Regions from separate parts of the Homo sapiens genome. Here region 2 is linked to region 1. Evidence: chromatin contacts called from ENCODE Hi-C data. All regions are on one chromosome and are shown on one strand. Each heading gives the region's core, a stretch centred on a gene start or an enhancer-like site at or near the end of the contact. The rest is flanking DNA. Distances are from core to core; before and after follow the strand shown. Region 1 holds the start of CYLD (CYLD lysine 63 deubiquitinase). Region 2 overlaps RBL2 (RB transcriptional corepressor like 2).

What was found. Hi-C counts contacts between places; a loop is a spot of excess contacts on that map. Pooled maps may share reads with other maps.
Region 2: a pooled map shows a loop between it and region 1 (4-fold over the local background). The contact joins the enhancer-like site here to the promoter of CYLD in region 1. A Hi-C loop is called at or near these places in 5 of 50 pooled maps.

The regions. Positions count from the first base shown.
Region 1 is chr16:50,739,419-50,744,940 of GRCh38, reverse strand. It overlaps CYLD (CYLD lysine 63 deubiquitinase), which reads right to left and starts at 2,855. Exons shown (of 19, transcript NM_001378743.1): 1 at 2,817-2,855; 2 at 2,100-2,179. CYLD-AS1 (CYLD antisense RNA 1) reads left to right here and starts at 2,194. Exons shown (of 7, transcript NR_184279.1): 1 at 2,194-2,270; 2 at 3,537-3,613; 3 at 4,147-4,261. It overlaps MIR3181 (microRNA 3181), which reads right to left and starts at 2,636; the gene lies at 2,564-2,636. RefSeq lists an enhancer at 2,101-2,200 and a silencer at 2,441-3,040.
Region 2 is chr16:53,455,290-53,460,811 of GRCh38, reverse strand. It overlaps RBL2 (RB transcriptional corepressor like 2), which reads right to left. Exons shown (of 22, transcript NM_005611.4): 9 at 1,195-1,361. Among named protein-coding and RNA genes, the nearest start is that of RBL2, 24 kb to the right of the region's middle. Within about 2 kb of position 2,976, at least 6 of the 41 ENCODE cell types and tissues checked have a DNase peak (open chromatin) inside an H3K27ac peak, as active enhancers do.

The DNA of each region.
Region 1 (5,522 bases), core at 1,606-4,105:
TCACATAGATTTGAAAACATTTCTGGTTATCTGAGCTTGTTGATGGTCTGGATTCTGAGTAAAGGGGAACTTACTTGTATTAAGATGAAGTCATTCAACCAAGACGAGAGTTGGAAGGCACAAATATTTATCAATTTTCCATGAAGACAATGGAAAGATGATCAGGAAATATGTTTTACATGAAAATGTTAAAGATTACAATTACCACATTCTGAAAGGCAACATATAGTACAAATGAACATCAGTAGCTACAGAAAACTAACAATGGTTAACTTATCCAGAAGATGCAGTGTTTTTCTGATTCTCAAGTTATCAGGTTATATTGTTCATAAGGATCTCACAAAGACAGATCCAATTCAAGAGCTTTTTGCATCTCCAAAGATATCCTGCTTGTTCTAAAAACCACAGGAAGCTATTTAAATTAGAATAAAACTTACAATACTTAATTCTGCCCCTAATTATAAATGGCAAAGAGGTAGGAAGGTCAGCTTGAACACCAAAGAAAGAAGACATGTGGGCCTTTTTCCAAAAGCTTCTGGATAGCTAGAATGATCATCCTTTTAAAAGAGAACATCTCTCACTAAAAGACAAAGTTGTTATATTTCTAAACAGCTAAAGAATAGAGATACAGAGATTCCGTGGCCAGAAAAAAGACTGAGTCCGTTTTAATTTTCCTCAATGACTAATTTGTGTCACAAGTACACAGTCCCTAATACAAGTGGGATTTATAAGGTTAAAAAAAAAAAAGAAAAGAAGAGCCTCTCACATCTGCATATTCCCACTGGAACAAGGAATACTGCTGCCTCTCTAGTGTTAAACCTAGCCACTCCACTGCCAAACTGTGAATTCCCCAAGTCCTTCATTTTTATATTATCCAGTGCCCACACGAGAGCCTGGCATATGCTAGGCACTGAATACAGAGAAATGAATGAAAGACTCAAGTGGTAACAGTGAAAACAAAATTGCATTTCCTCCTCCTGTTTAAGGGATTAAACCAAGAGAAAGAGAAGAGAAAAAGACTCAGGAATTGGGAGTATTTAATGAATTTTGCCTAAAACTTCAGTAATTCTCTAGATAAAATGAAATCATGCTAAACCACTTCATTGTTATACATATAAGAAGAAACAAATACGGAAAATTTCACAATTACGAAACCAAGTTGTTTTGAGGTTTATTTGATACTAGCTTCCTACAGCCTCAACTAGCATGTATGATGCTTATAAATTCTGTACAACCAATGAAAAAAAAACTAATTTAAATCATAGTGTGAAAATCAGGAACAAAATACTAATAGTTTGATAAACAACATAACTATTCCTTTCTCTCTCCCTGTGTTGGAGACTTCCTTAAATCAAACAAAACCACAGTTTAGGTGTGCCAGACTATAAAAATCATTGCTGCTTAATGTTAGTTGTGCTTTATATAACAAGCCTTATCTGCTTCTCACAAAAGTTACCACCCAGAGGAAGGTTTATTTGCAAGAATACTATACAATTTTGCAGCAGAATATTAGAGAATGTTCTGGGTGTTACTTCAATAAGAATTTCCAGCAAATCATTTTCTCCTAATACTGTTCTAGTTCAAATCCACCTACTGCTCAGTGGGGAATGGGAGGCTAAATTCTTAAGGCCATTCAGTCTACTTGGGGCGTGAGGGGGTGTGTAGAAAGCCAACAATCAAACGAACACCCTCTCAAGGCCTGGGTGCTTCTCTGAGAGCCAATGATTGCAAAATGAACAATCTTATTAAGATCCCTAATTAGCCCGAATTCAAAAGCAAGGTAGGCATGCTCCTTAGCTGAGCTAAGGATAAAACTTTCCAGGAAAAATTGAGGAGAAGAAGGTGGCAGGGATGATGGGGGCTGGGAGACTGCAAGGCCACAGGCTTGGTGGCTGGAAGATGACAACTATCCTAAAACATTCAAATGCCAAGGGGTGGAAGAGAAACGATGCCAAGTACATGAATAACCGGCAGCTGACCCAGCTGAGTACCAAACTCAACACCATCTCCTGAAGATTTCATGACTTCGCCCCCGCCCCCCATTCGCCCCCCACCCCCCTCGATTGTTAACATGAAAGAAAAACATAAAGAAAGAATACCTGTCACAGCAGGGCGCACCTTTCAACTAAGGAACTCCGGGTGGCTGTGTAGAACCATCCTCACCCTAGAAAGGGGGAAACTGAAAGAAAAAGCAGAACACGCCATTAACAAGGCCAGAACCCCGACTGCCATTCCTGGACGGGAGCCACCAACACCCGCAAAATCGATCGGTACGTACGCCCCGCGGCGCGGTCGGTAGGAATCACAGCCCCGGGCTCCTGAGGCCAACCGTGGCCGTCGGGGCCCGCCAGCGGCCTGTGCCTCAGTCTCCCAATCTGTAAATGGGGTGGGGGGCGGGAGGGGGACAGCGTCCCGCGCGGCTCCCGCCCCAAGTCCTCTCTCCTCTGGGGGTCCCGATGGTGGCGACCCCGCACGCTCCCCGGACTCGCAGCCCTCCCGGGAAGCCTCGGGGGATGGGGAAGCCCCGGTGGGGGGGGGAAACCCGGGCTGACGTCAGCGGGCTCGGCAACCCGCGGGCCCGGCCGGCTCGGGCCCGGGCAACTAACGGGCCGGCGCCGAGGGCCCGATGGTCGCCGCGGCGGCTCCGGACGCCCTGAGGCCAGGCGGCTGCGCCGAGGGGATCCGGCCGCCCGCCGGCCGCCAGCCGCCCGCTCATTCACTAACCTCGGGCGGCGGGGCGTCGCCCCTCGCCCCGGCTCCCCAGCCCGCGTCCCGGGCCGGCCCCGGCTCCCCACACCCACCGCCCTAGTATTTACCTCCGACGCGCGGCCCCCGCGCAGCCAAACCTGCTACCTGGGCCCGCCCCCACCTGCCCCGCCTCCGAACCGCACAGGGAAGAGGGAGGGAGCGGGGGCGGAGGGGGCAGCCGCCGCGCTAGCCAATCGTAGGCCGAGCTGCGCTCCTGAGCGGGCCGTGATTGGGCCTCCCTGTGACAGACCTTCCTCCAATGGCTGCCAGCCCGGCGCCGGCCGAAGGGACTTTCCGCTCTGTCAAGCTCGGTGGAACCAAAGGGAAAGCGAAGGGGCGGGGCAGAGAAGAGCGGCGGATGGAGGCGGGAAGCTCAAGCTGATTGGGCGAAAGGCTGTGGGTGCCGCGTCACCATTGGCTGATGCTGGAGCCGGGGCGGGGCGCTGCGCTGCCACCAGCTCCGCCTCCCGTGCTCCCGCCTCAGCTGTCAAAACTGTAGACGCTTAGGTTTGGGCTGGGTTAAGAGTCCAGATGAAGGTTGAAATAGGATTCCAGGATGCCGTGAGAGAGCAAAGCTTTAGAATCAGACCTCAGTTTGAATCTTTGGCGCTTTCATTCAGTGGCTGCGTGACCTGAGGAAGTCACAACCACGCTGAGCCTCAATGTCCTCATCTGTAAAATGGAGATCATAGTATCGGTTGTCTTACAGGATTGTGGCAAAATACCGAGCTAAAGTTCCTGGCACGCAGTACCAGCTCAGGAAAGGTTCATCTCTTCCTCCTCCGCAGATTCAGCCTGGGACGCTTGCTGTTTCCGAACCTCTGTTGCCACCTATCCCAGTTTGGAGGGAATTTTCCCAAGGATGGTGAAGAAGGGATTTCCACACGCCGCCTCACTCAGCCCCGCACCCCTGGCCACCAGCCAGGACTTAGGGTGTAGTTAAGGATCTTTCAATTAGAAGGGAGGCTTCTGATTCCCAAAAGCACTCAAAATATTTAAGGAAGTGCTTTTTATAATCAGTCCTAGAGCCTTGCTGCACTGGATACTCCTGTTAATTAATTTCTTCTCCTTTGACATTTTAAGTGCTAATTATAGGAGAAGGTGATTAACACTGAGAAAGGAGGAGGGGTGTGTGTGTGTGTGTGTGTGTGTGTGTGTGTGTTTTTAATCATGACACAAATTTCCCCCAGTGGAAAGTGACATGTTTCTGGAGATCCAGGGAATTTAAACCAATGAATACATAAAAACAGTCACATGAGTGATGACTAACAGTAGCAGTAGACAGGCCACCACTCTTCCTTGCCATAGTCATCCAAAATGAAATGAGCATCTTTTGAAAACCTAAGCCTCATTCTACTCCTGTCCCTCTTTTGTCACTCCTATCTTCCTGTTTTCCAGGCTTCATGACCACACTGCTGTAGGAAGCCATAAGTTGGAAATCAACGGGCCTGGCTTGAAGTGTGGCCTTAGGCAACACCGTTCTCATCTACATCTGGATTCTCCAACAAAGCTGGTAGGACTCAGAGGTCACAGTCCAACTGTCTGGAAGAAAATTTCAGCTGAAATTTGTTTTTGCCTAACCCATACGATAAGGAGGAAGGAGAAAAGAATGTGAAGGAGAGAGATTTGGGGTCCTTTTAGGCAAGGCAAACATTCTCATGTTACCACTGGGACCACTTCTCTTATCTGCACGATCTACATCCACTGGTCCCTTAAGGCATCTGAGTTTGCCACTCTGGACTAGAATATTTTCATGTCCCTTCTTTTTGTTTTTGTTGTTGTTGTTGCTGGGGTGTTTGTTTGTTTGTTTCTTTGTTTTGAGACAGAGTCTTGCTCTGTTGCCTAGGCTGGAGTGCAATGGTGCGATCTCAGCTCACTGCAACCTCCGCCTCCCAGGTTCAAGCAATTCTCCTGCCTCAGCCTCCCAAGTAGCTGGGATTACAGGTGCCTGCCACCACACCCAGCTAATTTTTGTATTTTTAGTAGAGACAAGGTTTCACCATATTGACCAGGCTGGTCTCAAACTCCTGACCTCAAGTGATCTGCCTGCGTCAGCCTCCCAAAGTGCTGGGATTACAGGCATGAGCCAATGTGCCCGGCCTATTTTTGTGTCCTTTCTGTTGATGGTGTTTGGTGCTGCTGAGGTCTCTACTTCCATAGGGCTTTCGTCCCCAGGCTCTGTCCTGTCATACGTTCACTGAATCAGTGCCGGGGCCTGACTTCATCTAAGGGATCTTCATCCAAGTCAAGCCTGACAAATGGGGCTTATCTCAATTATCATTTCCTATCAATTGGGAATGGCTGCTTAGAACATTGCGTTAAAGCTAATTCTGAACTTATATTCAGGCTCACCGGGAAGAGAGATATCTGCCAGGGGATAAGATGGGGAGATAGTGTCATGGTGCTATTATTTGCAGTCCTTGGTGAACCAGCCTCTCATTTTACAGGTAGTAGATGAAGGCCCAAAGACAGTAAATTACAAGCCCCTGTCACTCAGGAGATGGGCCGAGACCCTGATTCCAAGCCAAGACTCTTTCCACCTCTGTTAAAATGGATTCCCCAACTGAAATGCTCATCATCTCTGCCTTCCAAATCCTCCCTTCATGGAGGACCTAGTCAAAGTCCTTTACAGACATGTCTTCACAGAGGGCTCCAGCCCTCACTAATGACCTCTCTCAATCCACCACCCCACAGCCTCTTCCATCCAGCCTGGTCCTGGGTTCATGGAACTAGCGGTTGTGTTACTGAGCAGGTTCCAGGAAACATAGCAGTGT
Region 2 (5,522 bases), core at 1,727-4,226, 2.7 Mb before region 1:
AAATGAAGCAAGTTTAAAAAATTATAAAGAGAATAAAAATCAATTACAGTCCTGCTAGAGATAACTACTGAATACATATACAAGCAGAATTTTTCTGGGAACACACACACACATACCTTTCAACAAAAATAGCACCCTTTATTTTACCTAGTATTTACTGGTAATATTTATTTAACCCCACTAATGGTACCTAAGATTTAAAATGCTGTTATGCCTAGTTAGAAACTGTAAAGCGATCTGGAAGACACAGAGATTAAGATGGCTTCTGAAATGTATTTACGAAATGCTTCTAAATTCAAGGCAAACAAGGTGCATCTGAAAAACATGACTCAGGAAGAGGCCACAGAGATATAACTTGTTGAGTATAAATCACAATCAAGTTTATGAATAAAGCAGACTTCACTAAAATGTAAAGGAAAAGTAGTTGGCATTTAAGAAGCCTGGCTATGAGTGGGAAATTACTTATGTGTACATATAGGGTCTTCTTGATATACCATCATCAGAAATAAAATGGGGTCCTTTTGGGTCTACGTTATCATATCATAAGGTTTTAGGACTGAGAGGGACCTTGGAGGTAACTTTTCAAATCAACTTGCCAAAGGTTATGCATAAGATGATGAGATTCAGCCTACTGGGCTTTTAATTAAAACTCAATGATATTCCTACCAGTCTCAGGGAGATCAAAGGAACTAAATGCAGTGAACTTCCTTTCCAGGATAAGGATGTTTTATAGAGCTTACAAAAGTTACAGTGGTTTTTGTCCTGCTTTATGAACATGTGGAACTCTATTAATCTTTTCAAATCTGAGTCACCCTTCAGAACTTACCTCAGGTTCAACCCTCTTCATAAAGTCCTTTGACAATTCCCATCATCACTGAGCTTCCCCCCGCCCCCACCTCACCACTCCCTGAAATCTTGAAAGAACAGTTGGCAATAAGACACTTTTGTGTTTTACTCTACACTGTCTGGTGTTATTAGTTACTGTGTCTTGTATTATATTAAAGAAATCTAAGGAAAGAAGATCTTCCACTTATACATCTTATTGCTAGGTCCTCTATAGACTCACAACAGGACTGAGTATACAATTGATAAAAAATTATTCATGGGTGAATTAAGGCATTAATAATGAAAGAATAGGAAATTGGAAAATGGTCAATAACCAAATCTTAGAAAGCAGACAGGGCTCAAACTAACCTGAGAATCTGTTCCAGTTTCTCACTTGGTGCATTCCTGAGGCCTGTCAGCATGGTGTGAAGACGACTCAAGCTATGCGTAGCTGTAGAAACTGGAGTCACACAAGGGCTATTCTCCTTAATGTACCTAACACCAGTTAGTGGTGTGGAGATTCTAAGTGCTTTGGACTAAAGAAAAAAAAAATTACACAGAATTAATAAACATTTTTTAAAGAACATTATTTTAGGCCAGAAAGACTTTAATTCACTTCACAAATGGGACTTCAAGCCAGTAAGACTTTATCTTTACAATATCAATAAATTTTAGTGACTCAAATGTCACCATTCTTGGAATTTAAACATAACAGCATTAAGAGCCGCCAATATCCATGTGAAGACGAAGGTGTGAAAGAATAATTTGTATTTTAGCTAACTAAAAGTTTGTCTCTTAAAAGTTAAAACTCTAAAATAAGGTACAGCTCCCTACATTCCCTCTTGTAAAACTTATGCTCGGAGGCAAAGATAAGCATTCTGCTCACCTGAAAAATTAAGATTATTCTCAGCTCTGAGAAACAGAATTTCACAATTCCCATCTACTGCTATTTTTGCAGACACTCAAAGATAAAAGAAAATTGTGATTAAATTTGGTTCCAAAAAAAATCCATGATTTAACAAAAGCCTACTGATATGGTTTGGCTATGTCTGCATCGAAGCCTCAACTTGAATTGTATTTCCCAGAATTCCCATGTGCTGTGTGAGGCACCCAGTGGGAGGTAATTGAATTATGGAGGCCAGTCTTTCCCGTTCTATTCTTGTGATAGTGAATACGTCTCGCGAGATCTGACGGCCTTATCAGGGGTTTCCACTTTTGCTTCTTCCTCATTTTTCTCTTGCCACCGCCACCTAAGAAGTGCCTTTCGCCTCACACCATGATTCTGAGGACTCCCCAGTCATGTGGAACTGTAAGTCCAATTAAACCTCTTTTTGTTCCCAGTTTTGGGCATGTCTTTATCAGCAGCGTTAAAATGAATTAATACACCCACCATCCAAATATTCAAATTTGCTTCAGAGACAGATAATAAGTTGAACATTCCCTAAAAAGGCAACTTGATGCAGAACAGCCTTCATTGGTCTTCCTGCCCCTCCTCTACCTTTGGTTACCAGAATCTATCACAGGTTCTCCCCCTAAGGTAGACAGGTCTTCAGAGAAATAAGTTAAAGTCAACATTCTTGACAATAAATATGGAGAAGATGTGACTTGGTGTCAAAGGAGCCAGTAAAACATCTTTCTGATTTTTCAAATAAACTCTGAAAGGTTAAGATAGCTTAACAATGTCTTTTAATATTCAAGATAAAATTTCCCTGTGTATTAAATGTACTTATTCTAATTTTTTAAAAAACCTAGCAAAACTTTCACCTGGCAACAGAGCCAACTATTCAAGTTTCATAAGATATAGAAAAGCACAGAAATTTACTGTATACAGAAACAAACCTACATGTTTTCTCTATGTCTTAAAGTGTAATACAACTAAGACTTTCACTTTGTTTCAAAGAAATTCATTCTATAATTAAGTCAATAAAATGATTTGGGTAGATTATTGCATTCAAAAGGCTGCTCCCTGCCTTACAAGGTTTCTTGCAGCCAACTACTTCACTGTGCATGAACCGATGCCTACATTGGGAGGCACTGGGAGGGAAAAACACCTTGTACACAAACAGGAGAATCAACAGCAGCCAGCAGCATATAACCACATCACCCACAGGCAGCAGTAGTTTCACAGAGGAAACTAGGTGTGACAACCACAAACAGCTTCCTGCCAGAGTCCTCAAGGTCAACATGGTGCTTCTTGGTAGCACTGTGCTTAGCTTAAAGCTTCCTGTTCATTCTGATCAAGAGGAATCTTTAACTTGGGTGCAAATATTAAGTCGGTATCTTAAAAATATTAGGATGTTCCATCTCCAAATGAAGACTTACAAAATTTGGAGTGACCCTGAGCTTTGTCCTTAGTCCTCTTGTATTCTCTCTCAATTCATACCTCTAAGTAATCCCTCCTCATTTTATAGCTTTAAAAGCCATCTACGGCTGGGCATGGTGGCTCACGCCTATAATCCCAGCACTTCAGGAAGCCGAGGCGGGAAGATCATGAGGTCAGGAGTTCAAGACCAGACTAGCCAAGATGGTGAAATGCCGTTTCTACTAAAAATACAAAAAATTAGCTGGGCATGGTGGCAGGCACCTGTAATCCCAGCTACTCAGGAGGCTGAGGCAGGAGAATCGCTTGAACCCAGGTGGCAGAGGTCACAGTGAGCCGAGATTGCACCACTGCACTCCAGCCTGGGTGACAGAGCGAGACTCCATCTCAAAAAAAAAAAAAAAAAAAGCTATCTGTACCCACCCTGATGACCCCAGGACATATATACACAACCCCTAACCTCTACTGTGAACTGTGAACTCCGGTCTTGTATACCTCAACTGTCTATTCAACTTCTCTACTAGGATGCTTAAAAGACATCTCTAATTTAACATGCTAATAACCCTAACTCTTGATTCCCCTTCCCCCAGACTTGCTCTTCCCTCTTAATAAATTTCAGTAGTAAATGTTCCCCGAATGTCTACTATGTGCCAAGCGCTGCATACAACACTGGTCACAGCCTTGGTGAAGCTTATATTCTAATGCAAGGAGACAGGTAATAAACAATTCTTTCTACCTACCTCCCTACTTACTGTCAGACAGTGATAAATACGAAGAGAAACACTAGCAAGCAGAGTCAGGGGGAAAAGAAGTCCTGAGGGTTGGGGAGGATGTTGTGGTTATTATTGACATAGCAGTTGGGTTATCAGAGACCAGAATGAAGTGAGAAGGAAGCCACATGAGTCTCTTGAAGCAATACAGTTTAGGCAGAGGGAATTGCAAAGGCAAAGGCTTTGTGTTGCAGGCATGCCTGGCATATCTGAAGAACAAAAAAGGAGGTTAATGTGGCATAAGTGGGTGAGGAGGGAGGAAAGTAGATGAATTCAGAGAGAGCCAGGGCCAGATAACTTACAACATTACAGGCACTTGTCAGGATTTTAGCTTTTATATCATTCACCCAACTGGAGACATCACTGTTCTCTTTTTCTCATACCCTAGATACAAACCCTCGGTAAATCCTGTGGGTGCCATCTCCAAAATATGGCCCAGCTACAAACCATTCTCTGAAGCAAGCCACCATAAACTATTGCCAGAATCATTCCAATAGCTTCTTAACTCCCTACTTCCACCCTTGCCTCTAATCCCACTTTCCCAGAAGACCTTTAAAAATGTAAATCAGTCACTCCTCTTAATAACCCTCTTAATGGCTTTCACCTCAATCAGAGCAGAAGCAAAAGTCCTTACGATGGCTTCCAAAGCCTACACGGTCTGTCTGGCTCTCTTGTTCCCTCTTCCCTGCATTTCTTTTTCTTCTTCTTTTCTTTTTTTTTAAAGACAGGCTCTTGCTCTGTCACCCAGGCTGGAGGGCAGTGACGCGATCACGGCTCACTGCAGCCTGGAACTCCTGGGCTCAACGAATCCTCCTAACTCAGCCTCGCAAGTAGCTGGGCCCACAGGTGGACACAACCATGGCCAGCTTATTTTTTGTATTAATATTTTATGTAGAGACGGGGTCTCACTTTGTTGCCCAGACTAGTCTTGAACTCCTGGGCTCAGGCAGTCTTCTGCCTCAGTCTCCCAATGTGCTAGGATTACAAGTATGAGCCATCACACCTGGCCTCCCGTCACTTCTTACCACTTTTTCCCTCACTCTATTCCTACCACACTAGCATTCTCACTGTTCCTCCAAAAAGCTAATCCTGTTCCAACCTCACGGCTTTGCATTTGTTATGCTCTCAGCTTCAAATACATTTACCCAGCTATTCATATGGCTTGCTTCCTCACTTACTTCTGGTGTGTGACACCGTTCCCAACCACCTTACCTACCACAGCCCACCCATCCCATTCTCCCCTCCCCTCAATATTTTGTATTACTACTCTATTTTCTTCATCTATCATCACCCAACATACTATATATTTACTTGTTTATCTCCTGTCCATCTCCCCACACTGGAATATAAGCTTCTTTAGAACAGGGTTCTCGTGGTTATTTTGTTCACTGCTTTATCTCCAGTGTCCAGGACACAACCTGACATATAAAATGCTTTAGGAATATCTGTTGAATGAATAAGCAGACCAGTCTCAAGTCTGAAGCAGCTCACTTCCAGGTGAACTGGCCCTTGGATTACCCAGTGTTTCCCTGGTGGCACTTGCCAGAAGTTTGGTGTTTTCTGTTCCACCACATAGCAGAAGGGAAACTCTTGGCCTGCATCACTCT